Regions from separate parts of the Homo sapiens genome. Here region 2 is linked to region 1. Evidence: chromatin loops called from intact Hi-C (ENCODE). Cell type or tissue: CD4-positive, alpha-beta T cell. All regions are shown on one strand. Links, peaks and the distances in the headings refer to the core of each region. The heading gives the core; the rest is flanking DNA.

Evidence for each region. Peaks named below come from ENCODE experiments on the same cell type or tissue, not always from the same donor. Only the 100,000 strongest peaks of a DNase experiment are listed, where the experiment ranks them.
Region 2: it touches region 1 in a loop (5-fold over the local background); 7 of 110 quality-filtered maps call a loop at or near these places.

Annotation. Positions count from the first base shown.
Region 1 is chr2:61,535,293-61,543,295 of GRCh38, forward strand. It overlaps XPO1 (exportin 1), which reads right to left and starts at 3,064. Exons shown (of 25, transcript NM_003400.4): 1 at 2,270-3,064. RefSeq lists enhancers at 855-914, 1,635-1,694, 2,789-3,048, 3,617-4,406 and a silencer at 3,539-3,678. In CD4-positive, alpha-beta T cell, for the core only: no CTCF peak of the experiment used is centred there; DNase peaks (open chromatin) are centred at 1,479, 3,149, 3,399, 4,079 and 2 weaker places; H3K4me3 peaks cover 4,049 bases; H3K27ac peaks cover 3,805 bases.
Region 2 is chr2:61,063,020-61,068,019 of GRCh38, forward strand. SANBR (SANT and BTB domain regulator of CSR) reads left to right here and starts at 2,852. Exons shown (of 22, transcript NM_001129993.3): 1 at 2,852-3,008. RefSeq lists silencers at 2,632-3,001, 3,032-3,381, 3,392-3,451 and enhancers at 2,741-3,242, 3,243-3,742. In CD4-positive, alpha-beta T cell, for the core only: no CTCF peak of the experiment used is centred there; a DNase peak (open chromatin) is centred at 2,822; H3K4me3 peaks cover 1,664 bases; H3K27ac peaks cover 396 bases.

The DNA.
Region 1 (8,003 bases), core at 181-5,180:
CCCAGTTTTTAAAAACTCACGATTTTGTATACAATTATAGAGGATTCAGGACATCCTGAAAGCCATCCATGGCACTCCCAGTTTAGTGTATTTAGAACTAACAAGGTCAGATCTCCACTTCTTCCCATTTTAGGAACTTTCGTGGACCAGAAAATGAGTAGCTAATTTCTTTACATTATATTTAGACAAACTAGCTTGGCAGGGCGGAAAAAAAGTCATTAATTCCTGGCTATTTTATAACAGCTTAAAAATGTCCATAACAATAATGGCAGCAAATTCTATTTTAATGCAATTGTCTTATTTAAATATAACGTCTGTTACAACAGATTAGAACTCCAAAAGATGAGTCACCTATGATTGATATGATGTAAAAATAATGTAAAACTCAAGAAATTAGGAGTTCAAGAATTGGTCCATTATTGACAAAACTGATGAGACTTCAAAACGTTTCGTAGTAGGCATTAAACAAACGTTTTTAAACAGCAGAATACTTGTTACACACCACAAAAAAACCTTAAGATCTAAATACTGAGAGGAAATATATATTCCACAAATGAATGTGTAAACTCTCCTCCACCTTCAAGTACCATAAAATTTAAAAGATCAGAACAATCTTAATTATTTGAGGCTTAAAAGCAATGTCCACAAAGCACCAAGATCCATGTATCAAAAGTTTTCAAATATTTCGGTTAAATATTGAACAAACTTTTCACCTATTTACTACCATAGTTGAATGCTAAAACAAAAAAGGATTAAGAAAATGACTCTTACAAGTTTCATTTTCAAATACACTGTTCTTATAAAATTCTCCGAACTAGACTGATGTGAAAAACGAGATTTAGAATAGAAGGATTTAAATACAGTAGTTTGCCATCCTTAGAACTAGCGGCTATCTTCGAAATCACCTACCTATTCCTGAACTGTACATAGTACAGAAATGGCGGCTTTGTGGTCAATGCCAAGCACATTTAGTCCCCCAAATCAAACCGCTTCCAAAACATTCTTTCCACTAACAGCAGTGTCCCACACTTAAGATATACAATCAGACAGCAAACAAGCCATAGTGCGAGAGGTGTAACCACGAACGCTCATTCCCATTGGGCTCTTCAATCCTAAAATCCACTCACTGGATAACATACACTAGGGATTATCCAGCTTAATGGATAATGTGACTCTACAAGTGACACCCAATGCCAATTCCTAAACAAAACCCAGAAAATCATAACCGTTGCTTAATAACTTCACACTAGGTGAAAAACAAGTCGCTACAAGGCGAAAGACTGCTCCTTAGGTTGTGTGGGCAATCGCCCGCTTCATTCAGGAAAAACACACCTCATTAGGGCCCGCCCTCCCCTCGCTTCCCACCCGAACCGATTTGCAGCCCTTCTAACTATAGCACACAGGAGCACGCACTCACCCCGCCCTTACTCGGAGGAGGCATTTAGACCAGGCGCCTTAAGTTCACCGCCCCTTTCTCTATGCAGCATGGCCTCGGCGTGATCAGAGGAGGTCCGGGCTGAGCCAGTACTGAATGCTTCCTCTACTACACCACTTCCTCCCACCCAACCCAAACTCACAGACATCGGAATGAAGGAGAATCAGGGCATCCTCCACTGTACAAGGCCAACAGTAAATGGTTTAACCAACTTATCACATTCAAACCCCTGAAAAGGAACTACAAGACGGAATCCCATGTGCAGGCCCCTGAAAAACTGATCTTTCCTACTTCACATGCCACTCTGCAAAACCGGAGAGCTTTCGAGTTTCCTTGCTGGAGGAACAGGGAGTCGGCAGCCCCTCCCTCCCCCATCCCAAGCTCTCCACCGAGGGGGCCACGTGATGCAGGCGGACGTTTCAATGCTGCTGCACTAAATATTTCTGGAAACTTCCACTCCTAATAATTTACAGAGATGTTCCTGAAATCACCCCAACTTCTCCCCAGCCCCAGGGGCTGGGGAACCCCTCCCACCCCGCGCGGGGCCCCGCTTCACTATCACACTCCTCGCCTTCCTCCACCGCCACCCGCACACGCGAATGACCCAGCAAGCGCTCCCCTCCCGAGGCCGCCTCCCCGCCTCCATCCCCCAGCGGCAAAAGCGGCTCCATTCAATCGCAGGCTCCGCTGTGGGCCCGCCGCGCCCCCGGCCCGCCCGCCGCCTCCCGGGCTCGCTTCCCGCGGCCGCCGCCGCCGCGCCCCACGCCGGCCTCCTCCCGCCCGCCCGGCCGCGCCGCCGCCCGACCCTCGGCCCCGAAGACACAGTCGACTTACCCAGAGATTGAACCAACTGCTCCTTCCTTCCTCGTTGGGGGATTAGGGCGAGGGAAGGTGGGGAGGGGGGAGAGGGGACGAATCAAGGTGGGTTTCAGTTTTCCCACCTCAAAAAAGGAAATTAAAAAAACGGACAGGAAAAGGGCAAAAAGAGCTCAATAATATTTACTATTTCAGGGACGCTTCCCCCAACACACACACACACACACACACACACACACACCCGCCCCCCCCCAAAAGGGGAATTAATCTGGGGAATAAATGCTCCCGCCCGGCTGGGGAGTGAGGGAAGGGGGAGGGAACGGGGTCAAGTCCCAAAGATTCAGCCCCAGGGGGACCCTCCAGCCACAGGCAGCAGCAGAAGCGGCAGGAGTAGGGGGTGTAGAGTCCACACGGCCGGGGAGACGCTCTGCTGCCAGTTGCAGTCCGACTCCCCCCTACCAAAACACGGCTCCCTCTCTCACGCGGCTCCGGCGCTGGCCCCCCCCCCCCCAAGGCTCGCCTAAACTTTCCCCCCTTCTCTTGTTCCTCAGCGACTGGTGGTTCCCCCCTCCCCCTCTGGGTGGTTGCACGGACTGCAGCAGCAAAGACTGGAACAGGCACCGCCGCCGGGGCTGTAGCTACTGTTGCTCTTGCTGATGCTGTAGCTCCCGCTGCTCCTGCCGCGGCCGCTGCAGCCGCTTCTCCCCCTCCTCCTAGTGCCTCAAACTCGGAACCGGTTGAAACCGGTTCAGACTGGGAGATTCCATCTCGGTTGAGTTTTCAGCCCATGGCGCCGCGGAGCGTTTGGAACCTGGGCCTCCGCCCCCAGCCCGCCCTCCTATTGGTCAGTTCCAGCTACAGCCGCGCCATGAGCCTATCTCTCATTGGCCCGAGCGCCAGTCAATCCCGCCTCACGGCTCCACACGAGCCCGCCGCTTCGGCCCCTACCTCTTTTCAGCAGCGATTTGCCCGCAGAGTGGGGGAGGGGAAGTGGGGAGGGTCGAAAGGCAAGAGGAGAGGGGTGGAGGAGGAGGAGGTGGGACGAAGAGCAGGGATGAGTAGAAAAGAGAGCGAAGGAAAGCCGCGTGGAGGATTCGTTCGAACGAGCTGTCAATCAAGAGCAGCCCGCCCTCGAGCTCTCGACTTCCCTTCCCCCTGCGGCCCTCTCCCTCCCGGTGCCTAGTTCGCAGGCCCGGCCTTTCTCGCCCGCTCATTGGCTGGGCCTCTTCGGTGACGGAGAGGGTGGGGCGCAGCTCGTGAGCTGGTGGCGGCGCGAGTTTGATCGGGGCGCGCGGCAGCGTTCTCTTTGCTTCCCCCGGACTCGGCCGGCCCGCCCCCACCGGCTCCCGCCAACCTGCGGGGGCCTGAGCCCGCGGGAATCAGGATCCGCCCTTCGGATGGGGGCTGCGTTCGGAAAAGGGAGGGCACACCCAGTTTTGAACTCTGGAAGGGGTGGAGAAAAGAGGGAAAAAGAACGCTTCCGAGGCCAATTTTAGGCCCCAGACCTCTCTAATCCATTTTAGAGGCCTGGTTTTGGGGCCAGGTAGCTGAGAGAGGGGTTGGGGTGAGGCGCAGGGCGTGCATTCTTGGCGCCTCGTGATCTTCTCAGGGTGTCGGAAAAGATATCGAAATACTTCTTGGGAAAGTCTCCTTAAAATTTCAACTCTGTCTCTCCAGGCTGGAATTTGGCTGCTTCAACAAGCAACCTTTCCTGAAAACCAAAACATTGTAATCCCAAGTGATTGGTTTGACAGCGCATGTTTTGGCTGGCTGAGCTTGCATGCCAACTGCGTCCCACCTGGTGCCCTTGATCTGCAACACTCAGATTTTCCTTTTACCCTAGCTGCACTTCACGTACTAAATCATCATCAAATAGTATTTTCTGTGAAAGTCACATGCACGTTGCCTTTCACGTGGTTGCCTCTCGTTTGTTCCCAAGCGTCCTCCAAATCAGCTTTACAGATTGTTCTTTGCTTAAGAGCAAATAGCCCACCAAAATTTACTAGGCCCTTTGTGCCACCAAGAGGTAGATAAATGATTTATTGAATTAATAACAATTTTCTTTAGCAAATGTTCATCCACGATGGACTATGGCTAACCTCAAAGCACCACTTATTCTAACTCCCCCTCCAATAAAGAAAAACGCAACAACTCAATGTTTAGATGTACCAGAATTATTTTGGATGATTTTCAGACCTAAGTTTTTATTCATTACATAAATGAATAATATCAAGCCATTTTATATACATATATAATACATATATAATGTACTATGTATGATATATGATGTGCAGTGGGCCCTCTGTATCCTGGGTTCCCCATCCTCAGTTTCAACCAGCCCTGGGTGGAAAACATTAAAAAACAACAACAACAATAAAAATAATACAAAATAAAACGCAATGCAGTATATTTACATAGCATTTACATTGTATAAGGCATTATAAGCAATGTAGAGATGATTTAAAGTTTACATCGTATAAGGTATTATAAGCAATCTAGAGATGAAAGTAACGGGAAGTTTACAAATACAGTATATGCAAATACAGTAAATCCTCACTTAACATGGTCATGGAGAGGATCTTGGAAACTGCGACTTTAAACACAAGGATAGGCCAGGCATGGTGGTTCATGCCTTTAATCCCAGCACTTTGGGAGGCCGAGGCAGGCAGATCACTTGAGGTCAGGAGTTCGAGACCAGCCTGGCCACATGGTGAAACCCCTCTCTACTGAAGATACAAAAATTAACCTGGCGTGGTGGTGGGCACTTGTAATCCCAGCTACTCGGGAGGCTAAGCGGGGAGAATGGCTGGAACCCGGGAGGCAGAGGCTGCAGTGAGCGGAGATCACGCTACTGCAGTCCAGCCTGGGCAACAGAACGGGACTCGTTCTCAAAACAAACAAACAACAATAAAAAAAACCTACAAGGACATATAACAAAATCAATTTTACCATAGGCCTGTAATCCCAGCATTTTGGGAGGCAAAGGTGGGAGGATCACTTGAGCCCAGAAGTTCAAGACCAGCCTGGGCAACATGGCAAAACCTGGTCTCTACCAAAAATACAATAATTAGCTGGGCATGGTGGCATGCGCCTGTAGTCCCAACTACTCGGGAGGCTGAGGTGAAAGGATCACTTGAGCCTGAGAGGTTGAGGCTGCATGAGCTGTGATGATGCCATCATGCAGACTGTACACTCCAGCCTGGGTGACAGAGTGAGACACTGTCTCAAAAAAAATTACCAATCTAACTCTGACAAAAGTGTGATTGTGTATGATGCTAAAACAGGGTGAGAGAGAAAGGATCTTTTTTTTTTTTTTTTTTTGGAAAAAGTATCTCACTGTGTCTCTCCCAGGCTGAAAGGATCCTCCCTGACTCAGCCATCTGAGCAGCTGGAACTGTAGATGCATGCCACCATGCCTAGCTAGTTTTTTGTAAATAAATATATATATATATAATATATATTATACATTATAAATATATACATATATGTAATACATATATATGTAAATATATACATATAAATGTAAATATATGTGTGTGTGTATATATATATATATATATATATATTTTTTTTTTTTTTTTGTAGAAAGGGGTTTTGCCATGTTACCCAGGCTGATCTCAAACTCCTGTAGGCGAGTGATCCTCCTGCCTCAGCCTCCCAAAGTGCTGGGATTATAGGCCTGAGCCACCTTGCCCAGTCAGGATACTCATTTCAAGAAAAAATTGACCTGGGAAGATAAAGTATGGGTTGCACCCCTATTTCCATCAAGCTCAATTTAGTGTGGAGAATATTTATGGAAAATTATGAGTATTCTGTCTGTGATGTTAAGACCCCAGTGAATAATCTACGTAGAGTCTGTGAAGCCTCAAATCAATCAGGAGCAGAATCAGCAGTTGCCTGCAGGTGAGTTGCTACCTTTTGAGAACATAGTGAAAAAGTAGGTGACAAGGCTGCTAAATCTAGGAGTTACAGTTTGATAGTCTGAGAAATCTGTACAGTTCTTCTATGAGGTGACATTGAACAATGGGTCCCAAGAATCTCTTACTCATGGAGAAATGAGAGAAGTGTATCACTTAACTTGGACCATTCTCAGACAGGACAGAGGAAGCTATAGCTGTTTTGGTTGAAGTACTTCTAGGCCAAAAATAAAAATAATGAGATAGGGTTATAGGTCTGCTGTAACAGTCAGTTTAGGCTGCTGTAACAAAGTACCATAGTCTGGGTGGCTTAAACAACATTTATTTCTCACAGTACTGGAGGCTGGAAGTCTGAGGCCAGGGCGTCAGCATGGTTTAGGTTCTGGCAAAGGCCCTCTTCGGGTTGCAGACCGGTGACTTCTTCCTGTACTCTCTTGTGAAGGGGGAAAAAAGGCTAGAGAGCTTTCTGGGGTGTCTTTTATAAGAACGCTAATTTCATTCATGAGGACCCTACCCTCGTTATCTACTGACTCCCAAAGGCCTTATCTCCTCATACCATCACATTAGGGTTTAGGATTTCAACATACTGATTTTCAGGGGACACAAATATTCTGTCCGTTGCAATATATAAGAAGCAAAATAGAGTAGGGAAACTAAAGTTGGTATCTGTGGATTGAAAAGATATGCCATTTCTTTCTTGCACAAAAACATCTCATTATGGGCCAGGCATGGTGGTGGCTGATGCCTGTAATCCCAGCCTTTGGGAGGTCAAAGCAGGTGGATCACAAGGTCAGGAGATCGAGACCATCTGGGCCAACATGGTGAAACCCCATCTCTACTAAAAATACAAAAATTAGCTGGGCGTGATGGTACATGCCTGTAATCCCAGCTACTCGGGACGCTGAGGCAGGAGAATCGCTTGAACCAGGGAGTCAGAGGATGCAGTGAGCCGAGATCATGCCACTGCACTCCAGCCTGGTGACAGAGTGAGACTCCATCTCAAAATAAATAAATAAATAAAAATAAAATGAGCTGGGCGAGGTGGCTCATGCCTGTAATCCTAGCACTTTGGGAGGCTGAGGCGGGCAGATTACTTGAGGTCAGGAGTTTGAGACCAGCCTGGCCAACATGGCGAAATCCCATCTCTACAAAAATACAAAAAATTAGCCAGACGTGGTAGTGCACGCCTGGAATACCAGTGCTTTGGGAGACTACTGTGGGAGAATCACTTGAGGCCAGGAGTTCAAGACCAGCCTGGGCAACATAAATGAGAGTTTGGCTCTACAAAACTAAAAAAATTAACCCAGGCATGATGACACATATCTGTGTCTTAGCTACTCAAGAGGCTTAGGCAGGAGGATCCCGTGAGCCCAGGATTCAGGCTACAATGAGCTGTGATCAAGCCACTGCACTCCAGCCTGGGCAGCAGAGCAAGACTGTCTTTAAAAAAAAGAAAAATTATATATGGAGTCATGGAAAAATGTGAAAAATAAACGAAAATTTAAAAAAAAAGAAAAATCAGAAAAAAAACCAAAAAACCTATTTTATCAGGTGCTCTGACTAGAAAAAAATGAAGAACCTAGCAAAGTCAGTGAATCTATTTCAGTAGTTCTCAAACTGAGGGCACTTCCCCAACAAGACATTTAGCAATTAAGTGTTGGCTATCAAAACAACACTGTCAGCTAATGTCAGAATCAGAGCACATTACAGGTAAATCAGAAGGTGAAGTATATCAGAAGTATGATAATGGAAACACTTTTGGTTGTTGCAACTGGTTGGGGAGGGGGTGCCATAGACATCTAGTGGCAGAGGCCAGGAGTGCCATGAAACATCTT
Region 2 (5,000 bases), core at 1-5,000, 470 kb before region 1:
CAAACTAGTGTTTGTTTGTTGAAACAGGGTCTTGCTCTGTCACTCAGGCTAGATTGCAGTGGCATAATTGCAGCTCATTGCAGCTCACTGCAGCCCCAGCCTCCCAGGCTCAAATGATTCTCCTGCTTCAGCCTCCCGAGTAACTGGACTACAGGCACACGCCACCACACCTGGTTAATTTTTGTATTTTCTGTAGCAACAGGGTTTCACCACGTTGTCCAGGCTAGCAAACTGGTTAACTGACTTAGTGTCTTTTTGTTGAACCTTGCTAAAAGCAAGGAATGGTAGCCAACACAAACTCACATTCTGGCCTTTTCTAGATGCTTTCCTCAGAGCTATATATGGGCTTGATGATCTGCCTTCCAAGTTAATATGGGTGACATTTTTCCCCAATACATTTGGGAACAGTCACTAGCCTTCTGGCCTGCAATATGTTTCCACCTGCTAACCAATGCCATATATATCTTAGATCTTTGTTATGGTAGGTGGCACACCACTTTCAGGAACCAACTTTCTCTTCTAGGGAATACACTAAGCCACTGTAACAAAGAGACTAAAAAATACAGTAGTTAAGATAAACATTTTTCTCTCATGGAACAGACCAGAGGTACTCTGCTTCAGAAGGTAATTCAGGGCCCAGGTTCCTGCTATATTGTGTTCTACAGTCCCTTATGTGTTATTCTTTGTTTGTCGTTTTTGAGATGGAATCTCGCTCTGTAGCCCAGGCTGGAGTGCAGTGGCACCATCTCGGCTCACTGCAACCTCTGCCTCTCAGGTTCAAGTGATTTTCCCCCATCAGCCTTGGAGTAGCTGGTATTACAGGCACCCGCCACCACGCCTGACTAATATTTGTATTTTTAGTAGACATGAGGTTTCACCAGTCTGGTCTCGAACTCCTAACCTCAAGTGATCCTCCTGCCTCAGCCTCCCAAAGTTCTGGGATTACAGCGTGAGCTAACTATGCCCAGCCCCTTATGCATTATTCTTGTTTTCATGGTTGTAAAGTACCACCATCACAACTAAGTACCAGCCTATATGAAAGAAGAAAGAGGGGAAGTAGAGGGCAAGCAGTTTCTGTTTAAGAATTTACCTGGCTGGGGCTGGGTGTGGTGGCTCACACCTGTAATCCCAGCACTTTGGGAGGCTGAGGTGGGCAGATCACCTGAGGTCAGGAGTTCAAGACCAGCCTGGCTAACATGGTGAAACCCCATTTCTACTAAAAACACAAAAATTAGCCGGGTGTGGTGGCACACGCCTGTAATCCCAGCTACTCGGGAGGCTGAGGCAGGAGAATCACTTGAACCAGGGAGGCGGAGGTTGCAGTGAGCCAAGATCGCGCCATTGCACTCCAGCCTGGGTGACAAGACCGAAACTCTGTCTCCAAAAAAAAAATAATAATAATTTACCTGGCTGGGCATGGTGGCTCACGCCTGTAATCCCAGCACTTTGGGAGGCCGAGGCGGGCAGATCACCTGAGGTCAGGAGTTCAAGACCAACATGGTGAAACCCCATCTCTACTAAAAATACAAAAAATTAGCTGGACATGGTGGCATGCGCCTGTAAATCCCAGTTACTCAGGAGGCTGTGGTAGGAGAATCGCTTGAAGGGAGGTGGAGGTTGCAGTGAGCCCAGACGGTGCCACTGCACTCCAGCCTGGGCAACAGAGCAAGACTCCATCTCAAAAAAATAAAAAAAGAATTTACCTGACTTAACCTAACATCTTATGATACGACACTTGCCTAACTTTATTTTTATTTTTATTTTTGACAGGGTCTCACTCTGTTGCCCAGCTTGGAGTGCAGTGGTGCAAACATAGCTCATTGGGGCCACCACGCCCAGCTAACTTAAAAAAAAAACAACTTTTTTTTTTTTTTGGTAGAGACAGGGTTTCACTTTGTTGTTCAGGCTGTGCTCAAGCAATCCTCTCGTCTTGGTCTCCCTAAATGCTGGGATTATGGGATTACAGGTGTGAGCCACCGCACCCAGCCACTTTAATGTCTTTGTGGAACAAAAATCGTAAAAGATCTGCAGAAAGTCACAGGATGATACAATTGGTAAAAACTCCTGACATTCTGTACAGTGAACCACTTAATCTCTACTTAATCATCAGATCTCGTAGTAATTATTCATTTGGTTAAGGCTTTACTTTTTCTGTTCTTTCTAATCCTAACATTTAATTTTGGTTCTCAGAATAGACCAAGTGGAAATTAGATAGAAATGTTGACATGTAGCAGTTACCCTACAATATTGAGCCGTTTGCATTTTACTAGATGCCCAATAGTAGTGTTCCTCACAATAACACACACACACACACACACACACACACACACACACCCTATTAATGTATGAAAACCGAATTTGTAATCCAGAGCTATTTACATTTTTAAAGAGCTACCTCCTGGTAAAGACACTTCAGGTCCTTACCCAAAGACCTTGGTCTAAAAGATACTTTCGGTGTCCCTCATCATGCGATCTTTCCGCTCTACCTAAGCGGTGTACCAAATGATCTGCACCAAGAACAATTTCATCCATTCTTTAATCTTTTATCTCCTGTATATCCCCCTTTCTTCTGGACTCAGGGTTGGTCACCTAAGATCAGGCTCCTAGGATCTGGTTGCTAAGAGACAAGACGCTGGGAGGGTGGGGACGCTGCACTGCGACAAGCCTGGGAGTGTATGCCAGAGGAGGAAGGAGAAGCAGCAGGCAAGGCAAGGCGACAGTCAGCCGCCGCCGCCCCTCCGGTGCCCTCCCGCCCGGCAGGGGCTCGGCGCTCATTGGCTCCGCCGCTGCGGCGCTGGCCCGCGATTGGCCGGGCGGCGTCGGCTCGGCGGCTCCCCCACCCCTCGGCGCTAGTCTCCGCAGCCGCCTGCAAGCGGGCGGGGGCGGGGTGTGAGGCGCTGCGGACGGGGTTGCGGGCTCGGTAGCGGCAGCTTCAGGGCGCGAGCGCGGGCGGTGCCGACCACTGCAGGTAACAGAGGCGCTGCGAGGGCAGCCGCGGCCCTGTGGAGGTGAGCGAGACGCCGAGGGGGCTCGGGTGCCCACCGCGGGGCGGGAAGTGCGGCATGGGGCGGTACCGCTCACAGCCAGCCGGCTCCCGCCGCGGCTTCCCACCCCGGGCGGGGTCCCACTTGCCCAAACGCCCCCGAACGCCCCCGTGCACAGCCTCAGCCGGCCGCGCCTCGAGCAGCCAGCTGGCCCGCGTCCCGTCACCCGCCCGGTCCATGTCCCTGCAGACCGTCCCGCCCGCGCACAGCGGCGGGAACCCCAGCTTCTGCGCGCCCGGCCGCGCCCCGGGCCTCTGCCCCGCCTCGCTCCCGCTGCCCGGCGCCTTTGTCCGCTCTGCGCCCCTGGAGTTTCTGTGCCTCCACGGGCGGGAGCGGGGCGCGAAGGTCTGGGGGTGCCCCGAGGACGCGCCGCGTAGTGAGCCTCCGGGCCCAAGGTTTGACTGGCTTTGACCTCATGCCGGTTCTGGGATGTGATTTTACTTTCTCCTCCAGCTGACTCCGATCTCCTGTGTGTGCAGAAGTCAGGAAGCCTGGGTACAAGGCTTCTTCCCGGTCCGGGATGACTCGGTGTTACCGCCGCCCTCTGTTAGGCCAGAGGCCTTTGACCTGCCTGCCTGCCTGCCCCACGGGGCCCCCTCTCTTCCCATCTTTCCACTGGCTAAGGGAAAACGTCTCTGTCTCCAAGAGCTTTTTTTTCTATTTGAAATAAGAAAAAAATATATCAGATTCCTGTTGTAGACCTCTATCTGGTGTGGAAGTGACTTAGACTAGTCTTCTTAATTAATACATGTATATTAAATACATAAACCAAGAGAAGGGGGTCGGGGAGGGGAGGGGAAGTATGTTCTTAAAAAATGAAGTCTGTTAAACATATTGGATTTTTATTTTTGGTAAATAACGTATTTTACCTTAAATATTGTCAAGATTTTGATATTTTATGAATGGGAGTGGATTTCATAGTAATTTGAACTTTGAGCTTTTTCTTGTCACCGTTTTTGATAAATTTATACTTTCCTGAATGAGGTGCACTATAACAGCTATTTCGAGATAATTTATGTTTTATTAAGGATTATCCATCAATGCTATGCCTTTTATACTTAAATTCAGACTCTGATTTCTTGGACATTCATTTAACTAGAATTAATGCTGGGGGGTCTTCCCTTGCCTAGTACAGTTGTATAAAGAGAAAGTCAACAGAAAAACTTTTTTCTCATTTGGATGATTTAAAGTACTCTTAAACATGTATAGCATAAATTAGTATCACATTTGAAATGTAAGCTTTTAAGTGTTTGACGTGGGTAATATTTTTGAACTTTTAAATGAATCTTTTTGGAAGTGAAGAGAAATGAGCTCTCAGGGAAGATCCTTGCCCTGAATTCCATTTTAGATTGCTTTCTACCAAGGCCCAAACAAATTATAATAAAACGCCCTGGCCGGGTGCAGTGGCTCACGCCTGTAATCCCAGCACTTTGGGAGGCCGAGACGGGCGGATCACGAGGTCAGGAGATCGAGACTATCCTGGCCAACATGGTGAAACCCTGTCTCTACTAAAAATACAAAAATTAGCTGGGCGTGGTGGTGCGTGCCTGTAGTCCCAGCTACTCGGGAGGCTGAGGCAGGAGAATCGCTTGAACCCGGGAGGCGGAGGTTGCAGTGAGCCGAGATCGCGCCACTGCACTCTGGCCTGATGAGAGAGGGAGCGCCACTCCGTCTTAACAACAACAACAACAACAACGCACTATGTGCTCTAACATGCTTCCCAAATTGTGTGGTATGAAAAGTGATGCAAGTACTAGGCAAACAAGTAGAGATCAGTGCTTTGTTCTCTAGAGAGAAAGCAAGTCTTTCAAGGATTCAAAACTAAATTGATTAATCCAGCAGGACATGATCCCCATCCATCTTTGCACATCCCCATCTATACTTAAATGTTTAAATGAGTTGTGGACCTGCAGTTTGGAGTGAATTCCAAAGGATACATTAAATGTCTCTTAAGGT